2 separate regions of the Mus musculus genome follow, and region 2 is linked to region 1. Evidence: chromatin loops called from intact Hi-C (ENCODE). Cell type or tissue: left cerebral cortex. All regions are shown on one strand.

Region 1 (8,000 bases):
CCAATAACTCAATGGTGATAGTTATTATTTCTTAGCATAAGTTATTTTAATAGTTTCATATAACTTTTCATGTGATACTTTAGCCTGTCACTGTAGAGTCACAGTATTGCTTCATCTTCCAACTTCATTTATATTCTTCCTTGTCTTGGCCATAGCTATTTTCAACTTCTTTTTAAAAACATTTTAAAAATTATTACTATTTTAGTATATATGGGTTTTTTTCCTGTGCATAACATGTGTGCAGGCACAGAGGCCAGAAAAATGCATTGAATTTTCCAGAACTAAAGTTACAGATGGTTGTGAGCCACAATATGGATGCCAGAAATTGAACTCAGGTCCTGCGGAAGAACAGCAAATGCTCTTAACTACTGAGCCCCAGGCCTGATTCTCAACTTTTTGAAGTAATCATAATTTCCATAATTTTAGGTGTTCGTACTGTTTCTGGTCCGCATGAAACTCTTTCCCTTACAGCCCAGCTCCTACCATTTTAATTTCCATTCACTATGTGACTTCCTTTATCTAGGTTAACAAAGATGTTTCTTCTAAAAAAAAAAAAAATCCTTACTAGCCTTTGTTGGATTGTCAATTTGTGTGGGATTATTTTTCTGTTTTAGGCCAAATGTATGCTCCTTTATTTTGTATAAATGTAAATTATGGGACACCTAGCCTATCCCCCCAATTCAGTATGTTCCCTGCTTTAGCTGGGGGAACAACAATTCTTTTTCTTTCCCTGAAGCTTCTTTCTCTGCTGATACTTCCTAGTTTTTCATTATTTCAAGTGGGTTTATAATAGGTTATTTAAAGCATCTTATGACGACTGCTTCAAAATCTTTGGCAGATAATTCAAATATCTAAACTGTCTTACTGTTTGCATTTATTGATCACATTTTCTCACTTTCTCACTTAAGATTAACCTGAGTTTGAAAAATTGAAACCTGAACCTTTTGTGACTAAGGATCTTGTATAAATCTTTCCTTTTATAGTGAACCTCTGCTTGCACTAGTGTTGGGTAGAGGCCCTGTCTCCTTCATGCCCTATGTTGGTTGAAGTTGGTTCCCCAGTTTTTAATGACAATGATTGGAGAGGCAGTGTCTTCTGGTCATTGCTTCATGAGGATGGGAATAGGTATTGGGGCTGGAGAGATGGCTCAGCAGTTAAGAGCACACTGGCTGTTTGCTCTTCCACAGGTCCTGTGTTCAATTCCCAGCAACCACATGGTGGCTCATAATCATCTGTAATGGGATCTGATGCTCTCTTCTGGTGTGTCTGAAGACAGCTACAGTGCACTCATATAAATGAAATAAATAAATCTTAAAAAAAAAAAGAAAGAAATTATTGGTCGCCCATATTGCTTCCACTGACAAACTGGGGGTTGTAGAAGTAGTGAAAATCCTGACTTGCCACTAGATCTTCTCTGACATTAATTCAGGGGAAAGCAAATGACCCTTCATAAAAGCTGAGTTGGGTGGGTGTATATTAAGCCTAATAAGGTAAAGCAGAAGTTACCAATCCATTCTTACAACTGAAGATTTATAGTGGTTCCTTATGTCAGTATAACCTTAGCCCATTTTTCATTCTGCCATCAGTTGGATAATCTATTCTAGAAAATATTGTTTTATATATATATATATATATATATATATATATATGCATATATATATATTCAGCTAATCATTTTTAGAAAATACTGTTTTGTATATATTTATTCACCTATTGTGTGTGTGTGTTTGTGTGTATGTGTGTGTGTGTATAGTTCAGAGGACAACTTCTAGGAGTTGGTTCTCTCCTTCTGCCTGTGAGTTTCAGAGATCACTCAGGTAATATCAAGCTCCTTTACTCACTGAGCAATGTTGTCACCATTGGGTAATCTTTAGGATTATTATGAGAATAACTGGTGAAATTTCTTGAACTTACTTTTGATCTTGACTTAAATGACTATTTTTTTGTTGTAGTTTTTTGGGGGATAGGATCTTATGTACCCCAGGCTGATCTTTAACTACTGACCATACCACCATTTCTGGCTCCCAAATGCTGGGATGATAAGCAAAGATAGCCTTATTTAGACTAGATGAAACATGCCTGTTAATGTGAGTTTCTATTATTTGTATAGGTTCTATAGTACTAACATTAAAAATTAACTATATTTTTCTTCCTTTCTTTCTTTCTTTCTTTCTTTCTTTCTTTCTTTCTTTTTTTCTTGAGACAGGGACTATATTTTTCTAAATGCTTAAATGCTTTAGGTTAAGTATTTGGTTGTTTAAAATAGGTTAAATTTATTCTCTTGTAACTGGTTTTATATTGATGGAACTTACACCATGTGTAATACTGCTTCAAATATACATGAAGTAGTCCATAAACTTTTATATCGTTTTAAAATATTGATTTACCCATGCAAGTTTTATAGGTTGGCAAATTCAGATTAAATTTTCTCCAGGTTTTTTTTTTTTTTTTTTTTTTTTTTGGTTTTTCAAGACTGGGTTTCTCTGTATAGCCCTGGCTGTCCTGGAACTCACTTTGTAGACCAGGCTGGCCTCGAACTCAGAAATCTGCCTGCCTCTGCCTCCGGAGTGCTGGGATTAAAGGCACGTGCCACCACACCCGGTGGCTCTCCAGTTTCTATTGTGTTGTTATAACCATAAAAAAAAAATCTAGATTTGGTGTAATTTTTTTCATTTTCGAATAAATGAGAGGTATACCAATGCTGTAGATATATACCTAAACATAAAATGAATTAGGATTGCTTGTGGTTGGGCTTATGGGGAGGGTGAAAACTAGGAGGAAGTGATTCTTAGTGTAATGTAGTAACAAACAATTTAGACCACATAGGTGAAAGCAAGAAAAGATCTCAAATATCAAAATTATAAAATTTATTTTTTTGTTTGATGCTGGAGATTGAAAGGCCCTGAGTATGCTAAACACACCCTGAGTCTTAATAAGACTTTGAATTCTGTATTACACATTTAGTACTTTGTTTATCTTATAATATCTAATCTCTCTGTGTTTGTTTTCAAGACAGGGTTTCTTTGTGTAGCCTAAGCTGGCTTCAGACTCAGAGATCCATCTGCCTCTGCCTCTTGATTGCTGGGATTAAAGGTGTGAGCACCCATGCTGACCATAGCATCTAATCTATAAAATGTCATTAAGTGGTTTCTTTTATACTTTGTGTGTGTGTGTGTGTGCACATGCGCTTGTGTTTGTGTCATGGTAAGCCTGTGAAGGTCAGAAGACAACTTGCAGGAATCAGTTTTGGAATCTGGCAAATATTTTGAGGGACTAAGGTTGGTTGCCCCACCATAAAGTGGTAGAGATTAGATTTGTATGATGTAACACAAACCAGGCTCCTATTTTTATATCACTTTGCCTTCTACATTTTAATGCCCTTCTTTGTAGCCTAGCATGACCTTCAACCTAGCACTCTACCAACTGAGCTAAATCAGCCCAGGTTTTTTTTCATAGTTATTATTATTATTATTATTATTATTATTATTGACATACGGTTTCCCTGTGTAGCCCTGGCTGTCCTAGAACTCACTCTGTAGTCCAAGCTGGCCTTGAACTCATAGATCCACCTGCCTCTGCCTCCCAAGTGCTGGCATTAAAGGCATGTGCCACCACTGCCCTGCCATAGTAATAATTATTATAAAACAAAATTTTTCCATTTTTGTATGTCATAAATTTAAAATTGCATTAATTTTGACAGTGACTGAGAAAGGCTCCATGCTTATTTCACATACATTTGACAGCTAAACTATGTAAATGCCAAAAAAATTACATAGACATGTAAGACTTATTTTATATGGACACTGCATGTTTGATGGAGGATAAATCCTTGTAGTTGGCCTGGTTTGGCCAGGCATGATTGTACGTGTCTATTATCCCAGAACTGAGGAGTCTGAGGCAGGAGAACACAGAGGCCAGCCTGGGCTACAGAGCAATACCCTGTTTCATAAAACCTGTGCCCCAATAAACTAGAATTACTCCACATCAAAAACAACAGCTTTGGTTTAGAGGTCACAGAGCTTGCACAAGGATCAGAACCCAGCTGTGCTAGCTAGACTCCAACCCCTCCCTATCACTTTATTTCTAAAACTCTAACCTTATTATTAAAGGGCAGGAAGGCACTCAGACATGGGTTGCTTATATCATTCTTGGAAAGGGACTAAATCAGGAACCAGTAACTTTGGGGACGTGGCCAAATACTGACAGGTTTGATTTCTGTTTGTGCAAGTGTCCATGTGGTAGTGGGGCCAAAAATCTCCCAGGTTTTGAAGGTCACCATTTGTGACATTTAACAATTCGTATGTTAATTTAGCTATAGAAAATATTCAGTCTCTGGTACTCACTCAGTCAAGTAAAATAGAACACCATAGAACATGTTTTGTAAAAGTGTAATTAAACACGAAATATAATCCATACAAAACTAGTTTATTCATCTAGTTACTAGTCTCCAGGCAACAATTTAAAGCTCTGTCTGTCTGCAAAATTAGTTGGGACTTTTATAGTCTCTCATTGAAGAACACAGCTAGGATTTACTGACTCAGCACTTATATATTCTGAAATCTAAATTTAAATATACCCTATTGATTACAGGTGTAAACTTATATAAAACATATAAAGCTTGGTTTATAAACGGATCTTTTCTTCATATAGTCCATTTACTAATATTTTCTATCCCAAAGACTGGAGGTGTGATGAGATACATCACATTATATCTGCCTTTTCAAAATAGTCGATGGAAAGTTTGGTCTATCTCCTGATTATACTATGGGTCAAACACCAGACTTATTTGTACCTGAGGGACAGAACAAGCAAATGTTACTGCTAAGGGTTTCCTATGTAGTGGAAGCAGAAAAAGGCTGGCAGGAAGCTGTGTTGAGGATTCTATTTCTCTAAGGCCAGTTCACATACAGCTCCTACTCTTCCATGGAGTACCCACTGAGATGACAGCAACAGAACCCAACATTCTGAAATCCCCCTCGACAAATTTCACTGTTTCTGTTTTTTTCTTTATAGTATAACGAATTACTGCTAGGGCGTAGGGTATATGCAAGCAGCAGGAATATCTGGCCCGAAAGTGCTGCCAACAGACAGACCTTTGGCGGTGGGGTGCGGGAGCCAGCGCGCCAGACCCCCTGCAGGCGACTGACTCTTCATTCCTCCCTGCCTGGGGTGAGTGGGCGGGGGTCGGGAGACGTTTTCCCCTTCCCCTTTTGAAAGGGTATGGGGCTTCGCGTGGCCTTGTCTAGGGCGGCGCCCAGGCTGCAGGGTATGAAGCCGGCTGCTGCTCCTCTGGCGCACTCCTCGTGGAGGCTATTATTTCTAGCAGTGCGCCTTCTTCCGAGGGCAGAGGTCTGGGGCCGAGTGTTCCCTCCCCGCGACTCAGCTGGTGTCCAGCCCTGTCGGGATCGATATTCCCGGAGTGCGCGAGCGCTAGCAGGACCACCGAAATCACAGTCTTGGCCCACCCTAGGGCTTCCGGGCAGCCAGAGGCTGTCCTAGGCTTTCTCGTTGGCGCTCGCTACAGGCGGTGCCGGACCTCGCCCAGACTGAGCACTCCCCTCCCCCCCCCGATCCCACCACGGCTCCCGAAGGGACACAGCCTGGACCCCTCCATTCTCTGCCTGTGTATTTAAGTAGCACAACCTAACCGGCTGCTCCCACTGGGTGACAACCCTACTCCGGACAGACGTGCCTATCAGCCAACCACCGACCAGAACTGGCGAGCATCCCGCTCTCGGATCTGTGGCGGCCTCGGTGGGCGGGGCTAAAGCAGCTAGCAAGTTAAGTGGAGCCACGACTGACGCGAGTCAACAAAGGTCACGTGAGGCGAGGGGCTGCTCTGGTTGGCTGCGCCGAGCGGGCTGTGAGGGGGGGGTCACGGCAGCGGCGTGGGGTTCGCTGTGTGACACAATTACAACAACTTTGTGCTGGTGCCGGGGAAGTTTGTGTCTCCTACGAATCCCCCCCAGAGCTCCCGCTCCTCGCGCGCTCCGGCCATTCCCGCCGACCCTGCCTGTGGCTGCCCCCTTCCCATCCCCGCGATGTGACCCTACAGCCGAGCCGTCGCCGCTCCGGACCCAGTGGTTCCACAGCCTCTGCTGCCTCTGCCTTCACCTCTACCGCGTTAGGATTTTTCGCTGCCGCCTCTCGCGGCAGAGGAGGAGGCAGAAATAAAGTTGGTGTGCCGGTCTTGTGCGGAGATTGGAGGCGTCCTTGCGGGCTCCGGCCCGGAGAGGGGGGGTGTCGGCGTTGGAGTTGTGAATTCGCTGCGTTTCCATGAAATCCTGCGGAGTGTCGCTCGCTACCGCCGCCGCCGCCGCCGCCGCCGCCGCTTTCGGTGATGAGGAAAAGAAAATGGCGGCGGGAAAAGCGAGCGGCGAGAGCGAGGAGGCGTCCCCCAGCCTGACAGCGGAGGAGAGGGAGGCGCTCGGCGGACTGGACAGGTACGGGGAGCGGGCACTCGCCCGGGCGGCTCGGGACAGGCTGGCGCCACTCTCCGAGGAGGCCGGAGCGCGGCTAGCCTGTGGCGGCCGTGGGGCGGGCACCTCGGCTTGGCGCTCTCGGCTCCGCTGACGCCCGGGCCTCGGGCTTTGGCACGGACGGGTCGGCGCCGATGCCGGGGCACTAACGAGCGGCGTGTGTCTTTCTCCGCAGCCGCCTTTTCGGGTTCGTGAGGTTTCATGAAGATGGCGCCAGGATGAAGGCCCTGCTGGGCAAGGTAAGGCAAACCGCGGGCCGGAGCGCGGACGCGGTCTCTCGAGCCAGAGGCGCGCTCGCCTGGGGCACCGGGGCCGGGTCACCACTCATTGTGGCCTCGAAAGACGGCCGAGGGGCTTCCGGAAAACTATTTCCTGCTACTGCGCTCCCCTCCACCCCCTGATACCTCGCTTGCTCTCTTGAGAGATCACTTCTCTTGGAGCCAGAGGACAGAGGCAGTGGCGCTTTTGGGGCCAAGCTCATGTGGGGCTTCCAAATTGACTACGATTTTACCGCCCTTGGAGGCTAGGCGGATGATCTCTGAGGTGCCTAGGGAGGGTCATGAGTTCGTAAACAGCTGTAGATTTCCTTAAATCCCCCGCTCGTTATCTTCCCTGGTTATTAAGGCTCTTTAGGCAGTCTGTTCCTGATGCCTGCTTTAGTCAAACATTTCGGGATGGCTTCTTGTCTCTGCTCCCTGAAGGGGGAAGTTGCACGTAGTTTAGGTCCGTAAAGAGTTTGCATGGGGTTATTGACTTGTATCATCATCGGTGTGTGCTTTACCTGAAGTTAGGTGATTTGTTTACTTTTTGGATCTTTCTGCCAAAGATCTACCACAGTTGTATGAGTGCGTTTTCTGGAGCTTGGTTTCCTGTGAGTCTGTCAGGAGCAGTTGGGGAGGATTCTGGGTGTAGTCTCTTGTTTATTTGTGTGCAAAGTTGTTGGTACTGTCATTTAGTTAAGTAATGGCTGCTTCTGTCCGCCCAAGATGGCGGGACAGGGTGGGAGGAGAAAGTGAGCCGGGGGAGGTTTGGGGGAGGGAGGAGAGGTAAACAGGGAAATAAATAGTATCAGAGAAGAATAGGCCTCTCCTTTGGAGTATGTAGCTCAGTAGTTAATAAAAATGATCACAGATTATTTGCATGTAGAATTTTTGTCCCCTTCTCTAGCTTTGAAATAGCGTGCATACGCCTGGTAAATGCTTATCAACCTGTAGCACATTTAGTTACCCATGGTAAGCTATTGAACAAAGGCTGGAGTCTCAGTCTGTCTACTTCAGTTTATATTTCCTGACCAAAGTGTGATTGGAATGGTAGGAGGAGGTTTTTTTGTTAGCTGGGACTCTCAAACTTGGAGTGTCTATGGTAGATGTTGCATTCATTAGACCTTTTCTTCTTTGCCGGAAATCTTTAGGTTTGATTTGATACTTTGTTAGCTCTATTGTTGCAATTGGGAAGTTTAAGAAAGGCGACTAAAGCTTAACGGCTTTAAAAAAAGTTGATTATTTTGCTCCTTACTTTTTG
Region 2 (8,000 bases), 1.3 Mb before region 1:
ATGACTACTATAGATAGCTACGTCTGGATTCTATACAATAGTTTCTGTGTTCTTTATACATTCTTTCAATACGAGGAATCAGGCAGTGGAAAAACAAAGCCTCCAAGCATAACATTGCCCTTCTCAGAGCATCAGGAACCCTAATCTGTCTTTTCTTGTGGATTGTGAGTTTCCATCATTGTAGCATGAGGATGACAACACCTACATGGCCAATGTGTCGGTAATGATTACAATATATGGTGTAAAGTGACTGACACTGATTAGGTGTTGGGGCCAGTGTGCTTCATTCCCTGGGCCACGTGTGCCTTTCATGTAGTCAGGAGGCCAGACCCACTTGACAAATCTATGTCAAGAATATTAACTGATAGGGGAAGGGATGGTCATATGTCCAGAAAATAATGTTCTTGCTTATGATATTGAGGAAAAAATATTGGTAAATCTATAAAATTTGCCCTGACCTCTTCCTTCTGGACATAGGCTAACATTTCTCTCCCAATCTCTAAAGGAAAACAGGATCATCAGAGAGACTACCATTCTGAGTCTGGAAAAGTTAAGAACTATAGAATATTTCCAAATGGAAATAATTTTCTTCCTGAATACATACAGAAAATTTAATCCAGAAAGAGTCTGGTAGCTGAAGCTGTGCCAGACACATCTTTTTTTTTTTTGTGGCCAAGGAAGGAAGGTTAATAATTACAAGCAGCATTTACATAAAACCATTGCTACATTTGGGGTCATTTTGGATGTCTGAAAACAAATTGTTCCCATGAAATTAGAAACATTTCTTCTATCATCACAATCTTTGCCCTGTTATTTACTGTAGTGCTCTGGAAGAAGCAAAGGTGAATAACAATTGACTAAAATTCATTTCTAAAAGTCATGCTCAAACCTCATGACATTTAGTTAAGGACATTTCTTCCTTGACTCTTTCCCTCTGAGGTTAACATGCTAAGGTGGTCTTCCATCATTTTGTCCTATCTTCCCAGATTTTTTTTTAATTTATTTGGTTCTGGGTTTGGAACCTAGAACCTCACACATACTAGGCAAGTGCTCTCCACTTTCAATTTTTTATTTATTCTACTATTTTCTATAACCCTGCCTTTCATCACAATGGTGCTTTCTTTAAATTTGAATTCCCCCATCTCTGTCTGTCTGTCTGTCTGTCTATGTCTGTTTCTGTGTCTGTTTCCGTGTCCATGTATGTGTCTGTGTCCGTGTCTGTCTGTCTGTCTGTCGCTTTCTCTAAAGAAACATGATTATGAAGCACAGTTCAACAAAGGAAGAAATCATACATGAATTAAATACTAGATATCAGTGCTGTGGCATCTGCTTCTGAAGCAACATCTAAACAATTGTGGTTATAAAGATGCTTCTCTTATCTTTGTTGCTGTTGTTGTTGCAGTTGTTATTAGTGCTTTCTATGCTTCTGTGGTGCTAAAATAAACCTAAGCAAGATTGTCCCACTCCTACCCCTTGGTGGCTACTCCAGCTCAATTTCTCCATTTTCAAGAAGGAATTTCATCAGAATTTATCCTTGTCTAATGATTTCTCTTTGGTTTTGTCCCTCAACTATAAGTAAGATCCAGGACATTTTCTTGAAGGAAAAAAAAAAAAACTCCATTTCTTTTCCCATAGTCCTAGGTCTTATTAGAACAATGGTGAAATTGATTTAACTGAATTTTTGAAGCGTTCAAACTAAAGATCTTCCTTGGGCTACAACCACAGACATTATAGAAAATGTAAAAGCAGGCATGCTTTGAAATGGAGAGTGGAGAGATTGATTCCTATGACCTTAATTCTAGTGGTTGATAGAATTTTGTAAAATTCTTAACTATATTGCTAATTTTAAAAAGGTTTGACATATGAGAATGTTTAAATGGTTTTTGTTGTTTTAGTCTCAGGACTAAAGTGGAAATTGTTTGAGGTTGAACTAAACAAAGTCTTATTTACTGTGTGGACAAATTTAAGACATGTGACTGGGGCAATGATGGTCATGAGAACTCTCATTTAGGACCCATTCCATCTTCCATTGTGCCTCCCTTCTGGGTGGTCTATGTGGTAGCCACCCTTGGTGGTCCGTTAGTATGTTATTACTTTGCACACCTCTTCACAGTACCAAGTCACAGATGACCTGTGCAAGAAACACTCCACCCACTGCCAGTAAGTAGGAACTGCTAAACAAGATAAAATGAGAAGCGATCAAATTGCCATCTTTAGTTGTGAAGTCATTTTTAACATCAGTGTGACACAGGGAGGAAGGTTTAGACCACCCAGATGGTTCTGGGGTAGTTCAGAAAACTGTGTGAACAGCCTCCAAGAATATGCTCCATTGTCCAATCATACTCCACAAATTCCCCATTCTTTTTGTTGTTGATGGAAGTAAAGGGAATTATGACAATTGAAAGGCTCTGTGTCTTCTTCTTTTTGCATATGTGGTGTGTGCATGTTCCTGCACATGTGCACATGGTGCACAGATTGTGGAGGTCAGAGGTTGGTTAAGGATTTGGTTCTCTATTGCTCCCTTACTTTTTAAGACAGTCTCTTACTGAACTTGGAGCTCACTATTGGAGTCACTTGGGCTAGACTGACTAGTGAGCATGTTCCCATGGGTTCTCTTGTCTCTGCTTTCTTGGTCTTGGGATTAGAGATGTGTACCACCATGCCAGGGATCTAAACTGAGGTTTTCAATTTCCCAACTTTTCCTATTCCCAGCCCCTATTTTTCTTTATTAAAAAGGAACACTATCACTCATGAATTTCCCAACCAGTGGTGTAAGACACACCCACAACAGAATAAGCTCACACATGTTCCATTACAGACACAGAAGTGGAAAGCATAGTGAGAAAATTCTAAAGAAATATTCCCTTGTAAGTTCTGCAGGCCAGTCATAGAGCTCCAGTTTGGGCTCTGGTCGTAGCTCTCCATCCCCTGACAAGGAACTATGACTGCTCTTGTATTAATGAGGGAGAAGGGTATCCTCCAAAGGCTTTGGAGTGACCTTGATCTTACCTTTGAGCTACATTTGTACAGTGGGTGACTGATAGAATCGACATAATGGTGTCTCATGCAGCGTTGAGAGTCCATCAGAAATGAACTGTCTGTTTTGCTGTCTGTATCTCCCATTATGGCCAGCAGGGAGAGCATAGAAATGGATGCAGCTAGTACATGATTTCTCATTGTTGTAAAGGGAAACTCCTCCAGAAAAACAGCAGAGGGAGACAGAGGACAATAGATTGGAAATGCTGCCACCTCCTAGGATCCAGTCCCTTTCAAGGCCAGAGCAGGATAGGGCTGCCGCTTTCTGGTTGTCATTGTCCTTTGTATGCAGGAATTTCTCTTGCTTCTTTCACTTGCAACCGATCACAGCAGTATGTGCTGCACAGCTGGAATGAAATCAGAAATGATTTTACCCAGAAATATATACCAAGAAATATGGATGCAATACAAGAGATATGAAGTCAAACATTTCCATGCCATTTGGGGTGACGAATATTGGTTTCTGGAGCCTTACTGGCTTATGCTTTCATCCATTTCATGTCCCCTGACCTTTGTGTTTATGCTACATATTTATGACCATTTAGAAATGGACATGATGGTTGAGTGGAAACATATGTTCACTTTAATTGCTTGAGTCCCTGTGCCTAGGAGCAAGAATAGTTTGAGCCCATGGACAAGATTAAATATGTGGTTCTGGCCAGAGGATAACTAAATTGGGTGGTCTCATCTTTGTCCTTGGTTTGTGGGGCAGGAGGGTTTATTCAGATTCTCTCAAAGCTTTTCTATCAGCATCAGCTTCCAGAGCAAGAGAGAAGGCAGGTCAGTTCTAATGAACACAGTCCATGGCCTGAGGGAGCACATTTTCCATTCTATACCCACCCACCTCATTTTCCACTTCTGTGCTCTAGGACTCATCCTGTTTTTGTTTTAAGCCCTTGCCACCCAACATCAGTGACTAATTGCATCTTAAACTCGAATTATGATCACTGGCCTCCAGCGTTGCTAAGGCAGTGCATGAGTTTTTCCCAAGAGTCACACATTTCTACAAAATCTTTGTAGCTGAAGCCCACACTGTAATTTGAAAATGTGTTCATTGGAGAAGAGACATCGTTAAAGTGATATTGTGTTGGACTCATTTTTCTAAAATTTGCTTTGTCCTTTAAACATACCTCCTGGTCAAAGGACCTGAGTTTAGGAATCTACTAAAATTACCTCACTGATGCTTTTCATTATACCAGAAAACACATAATATTAAAAAATATTTTCAAACATTTGGGGAAATTGAGAGAACCTAATGGTACATCCCAAACCAACAGAATAGAGTAATTAAAGAAAACATTTCAAAGAAATTCAGATCAAAGCTTGATTGTTTTGTTTATAGTACAAGTTTTTCTTTAACTTCCTATCATGAGCAGTCTGAATAAACAGGGTAAAGTATTGCTGTGATCAAGATAAGAAGTTCAAGGTGGTATAAGCCAATTCATTTTGCTGTAATAGTGTCTGGCTTCAGACTAACTTAGTTGCAATAAGCCAGCTTGCACGTGTAGAGTGGGCCATTCTGAGTGGGAAAGGGTGTGGCAATAGAATCAGCTCAGAGTGGAGCATCTCTGGCAATATCAAAGGCTGAGAGTCTGTGTCTCTGGGAAGTCCTATAAATTGCAGGAAGGGCAGGGACCAATAGTGAGAGGACCCACATGGACTAAGTCACAACCATTAATCAGTTGTGGCATCTTTCATGGATCACTTAAATTCTTCCAGTCCATTTCCTCACCTATAGGATAAAAGAATTGACAGCAATGGCATCTGCTGTCCCCCCTCTTCCAAAATGGCAGCATTGAATAGCAATGGATTTGGCTACTACCATCTCCATCTCGATATCCAGCAGGTAATTTATAAGACTAGAAGAGTCCTTTCACAGGTAGCCTTGCACCACTTTCCTTTATGTACATGCTCATATTGACCTCTCCTTAAAATGGATCAAGCATGTACCCAAGTATCCCAATGAGGAAAAGCTGCAGAAGAACCTTTTTTCTTACTGAAGGTTGATTTTTTTTCATAAAATGTATTATTATACAGTCTCCCTTCCCCAATTTCTCCAAGATCCTACCCACCTCCTCACCCACCCAAAACACCTTTTCTTGCTCTTTCTCATTAGAAAACAAACGAGTATCTTAAAACTAATAATGATAAAATAAAAACAAACAAACCAGAATAAGATAAAACAAACAAATGGGGGGGGGAGAGTCACAGAAAAAGCACAAGAAACACATATAGATGGAGAAACATACACATTTGCAAAACTACAAACTTGGAAACAAGCCATAATGGCTAAAAACCATGCTCAAATAAATCTTTGTGAGACAAAACAAACTCCAAAAATACCGTTCAATTCATTTTCAATTGGCCATCTATTGCTGGGAATGGGCCCTGTGTTAAGTGTGGTGTGTATACCTAGTGAGACTGTTGGAGAAAACTAATTTTTCATTTGACAGAGGTTATCAATTAGAAATAGTTTCTGAGCTGAAGATGTGAGCTTTTGTTTACTTCACATCTTACCATGGAACACCAGGAGACCTTCTGTGCTGGGGTTATAGACATGAGCTTTGATATAGGTGTTGGGGGTCTAAACTTACAGGGGTCCCCATGTTTGAGCAGCAGCTATGTTACTGACTGAACCTTATATCCTGAGTCCTGTGAACTGCTTTGTAGTTTTGACATGAAACATTGTTCTCACAACTAGTTATAAAAGACAAAAGGTGGCTGGAGAGGCGGTTCAGTGGTTACCAACACTGCCCTTCCAGAGGACCCAGGTTCCATTCCTAGCACCCACATGGAGGCTCAGTTACCTTCTGTAACTCCAGTTTCAGTACATCTGATACCCTCTTCTGACCTCCCTGGGCACCAAGCACACAGTGGTGCCCAGACATACAAGTAGACCAAATATCCATATACATAAAAGAAAAAAATAGAAAAAATTTCTAGTGACAGAAAAATGACAAAGAACATACTGCTTTATTACTACTATTAAGATGTTTGCTTCCATTACACTCATATGAGTCATGATATTTTTCTTCATTTTTTTCTATTAACACTGAAATAACAATACAAGCAATGATAAGACTCAAAATTCATCAAACCTTTAAAACACAAAGGTGAGCTTTTTACAATGTAACACTAGGATTTGTTTTAGTAGTAGTAGTAGTTGTTGTTTAGATTTATTTATTTTTATGCAAAGTGTATGCTTGGTGCTAGAGAAGATCAGTCATCAAATGGCTTAGAAATGAAGTTGTTTATGATTATGAAGCACAATGTAGGTTCTGCTAATGGAATGAATCTAGGTCCTCTGCAAGGCCAATGAGTGTTCTCAATCACTGAGACATCTCTCCAGCCAAGCAATGGTTTGTTTATTTGTTTGTTTGTTTTTTTGAGACAGACTCTCACTAAGTAGACAACTTGAAATCCCAAGGCATGCTGGAATTACAGGCCTGCACCACAACAGTTAGCAACAGCTGAGATTCGTGTTGCATTTTGGTTTTGCTTTAACTATACAAATTGAATGAACCAGCACTGCTGTGCTGAAGATGAGTTTGTAAAAACAAAGATTAAGAAAGGAGGACCACTGAGTCAAACTGTAGTGTATATAAACCAGTATCTGCACTGTGAGCAGGGATGTACAAGGGGGGATTAAGGAATTAAGAAAATTCACATCACCACTGGATTCCTTGCTTTCTGCCAGGCTAGCATATATCAGATTTATGGGAGCTTCTAGCATTTTCTTAAAACTAAATTAATTCATTTGTTCTATTTTTAAGCCATGTGTAGCAAACTCAAATGCTGATGATCAAGATTTAGGTCCTCAGCCAGGCAGCCCATGATGAGTTGAACAAGAGAACTCAGTAGTCCTGTGTACCCTTTGTGCTTTATGCTTTGGTATGGTCTCTGAGACCTGAATTTGGCTACAGGACAGAGCCCACGTTCTCATGGCTCCAGTGCAGAGCTCTTTGCTGCAGGAGAAGCACGTAGGCCAGCATGCCCCAGTTTGGAGTTACCCTCCAAACGCTACCAGTGGAAAAGAACAACTGGTGCCCAGATTTCCCCACCTGTCATCCTCATTGAAATAATAATGAAGCCTCCTGGGTGAGAGATGGTGCTGTGCCCACGGATCAACTCACTCTAGGACTGACCTCTGCCTGGCAGAGAGAAAAGCTCTAGCTTTGCACAAGTGATTCCATCAACAGGCTAAGACAAGTGTCATGTGCCAAGGTCGACCTTGATTTTGCCCTACTTGTGAGGCAAAGGAGGGCAGTATTTCTATATCTATCCTCTCCTGAGCTGTTTTCAGTCCTGAAATAGGCAAGTGTTCTTTCCCTGTTTCTTTCAGCAAACATTTATTCAACACATATATTTATGTATTGAGCATCTACCATGTACTCAGTTAAAACATAAGGATTGGGGCAACAAGGGGCTGGTAGCTGGCATGCCAAGGCTCAGAGTTAAATGCCCAGCAACAAAAGCAAATTAAAAAGCTAAAGGTCAGAGGAAAAAGTAGGTCCTATCTTAGATAGCTCCTTTTGGTCACCACAGTTATAAGTAACAAGTCTGGGCCTGTTGTTTTTCATTTTAATTTTCTGGCCCATTGATAATCCTCATTTATCAAATAAATTATACCCAGTATGCACAGCATCATCTCAGAGACGATGTAGTGAAGGAGGTAAAATATAATGACTTTGGAATGTAATCAGTGTATAAGACAGAAATATTTATTATTTATTGTAACTTTGTTTTGTTCTCTGGGACTATGTAGCACTGGCTCTCCTGGAACTCACTCTGTAGACTAGGCTGGCCTTGAGCTCACAGAGACCCAACTGCTTCAGGCTGTCCTGGAACTCTTTATACACCAGGCTGGACTTGAACTCACAGAGATTCATTTGCCTCTGCCTCCTGGGTGCTTGAATTAAAGATGTGTACCGCTACTCAATAATACATGAAGACCCCTGTATTAT

The links. Peaks named below come from ENCODE experiments on the same cell type or tissue, not always from the same donor. Only the 100,000 strongest peaks of a DNase experiment are listed, where the experiment ranks them.
Region 2: a loop joins it to region 1, with 6 times the contacts of the local background. A loop is called at or near these places in 4 of 42 quality-filtered maps.

Annotation. Positions count from the first base shown.
Region 1 is chrX:18,156,730-18,164,729 of GRCm38, forward strand. Kdm6a (lysine (K)-specific demethylase 6A) reads left to right here and starts at 5,846. Exons shown (of 29, transcript NM_001310444.1): 1 at 5,846-6,443; 2 at 6,655-6,718. The coding sequence starts at 6,277. In left cerebral cortex, no CTCF peak of the experiment used is centred here; DNase peaks (open chromatin) are centred at 4,908, 5,067, 5,757, 6,302 and 4 more places; H3K4me3 peaks cover 3,310 bases; H3K27ac peaks cover 2,742 bases.
Region 2 is chrX:16,891,399-16,899,398 of GRCm38, forward strand. It overlaps Ndp (Norrie disease (pseudoglioma) (human)), which reads right to left. Exons shown (of 3, transcript NM_010883.3): 2 at 3,010-3,383. The coding sequence starts at 3,177. Among named protein-coding and RNA genes, the nearest start is that of Ndp, 16 kb to the right of the region's middle. In left cerebral cortex, a CTCF peak has its summit at 3,178 (motif pointing right); DNase peaks (open chromatin) are centred at 3,216, 3,980 and 6,967.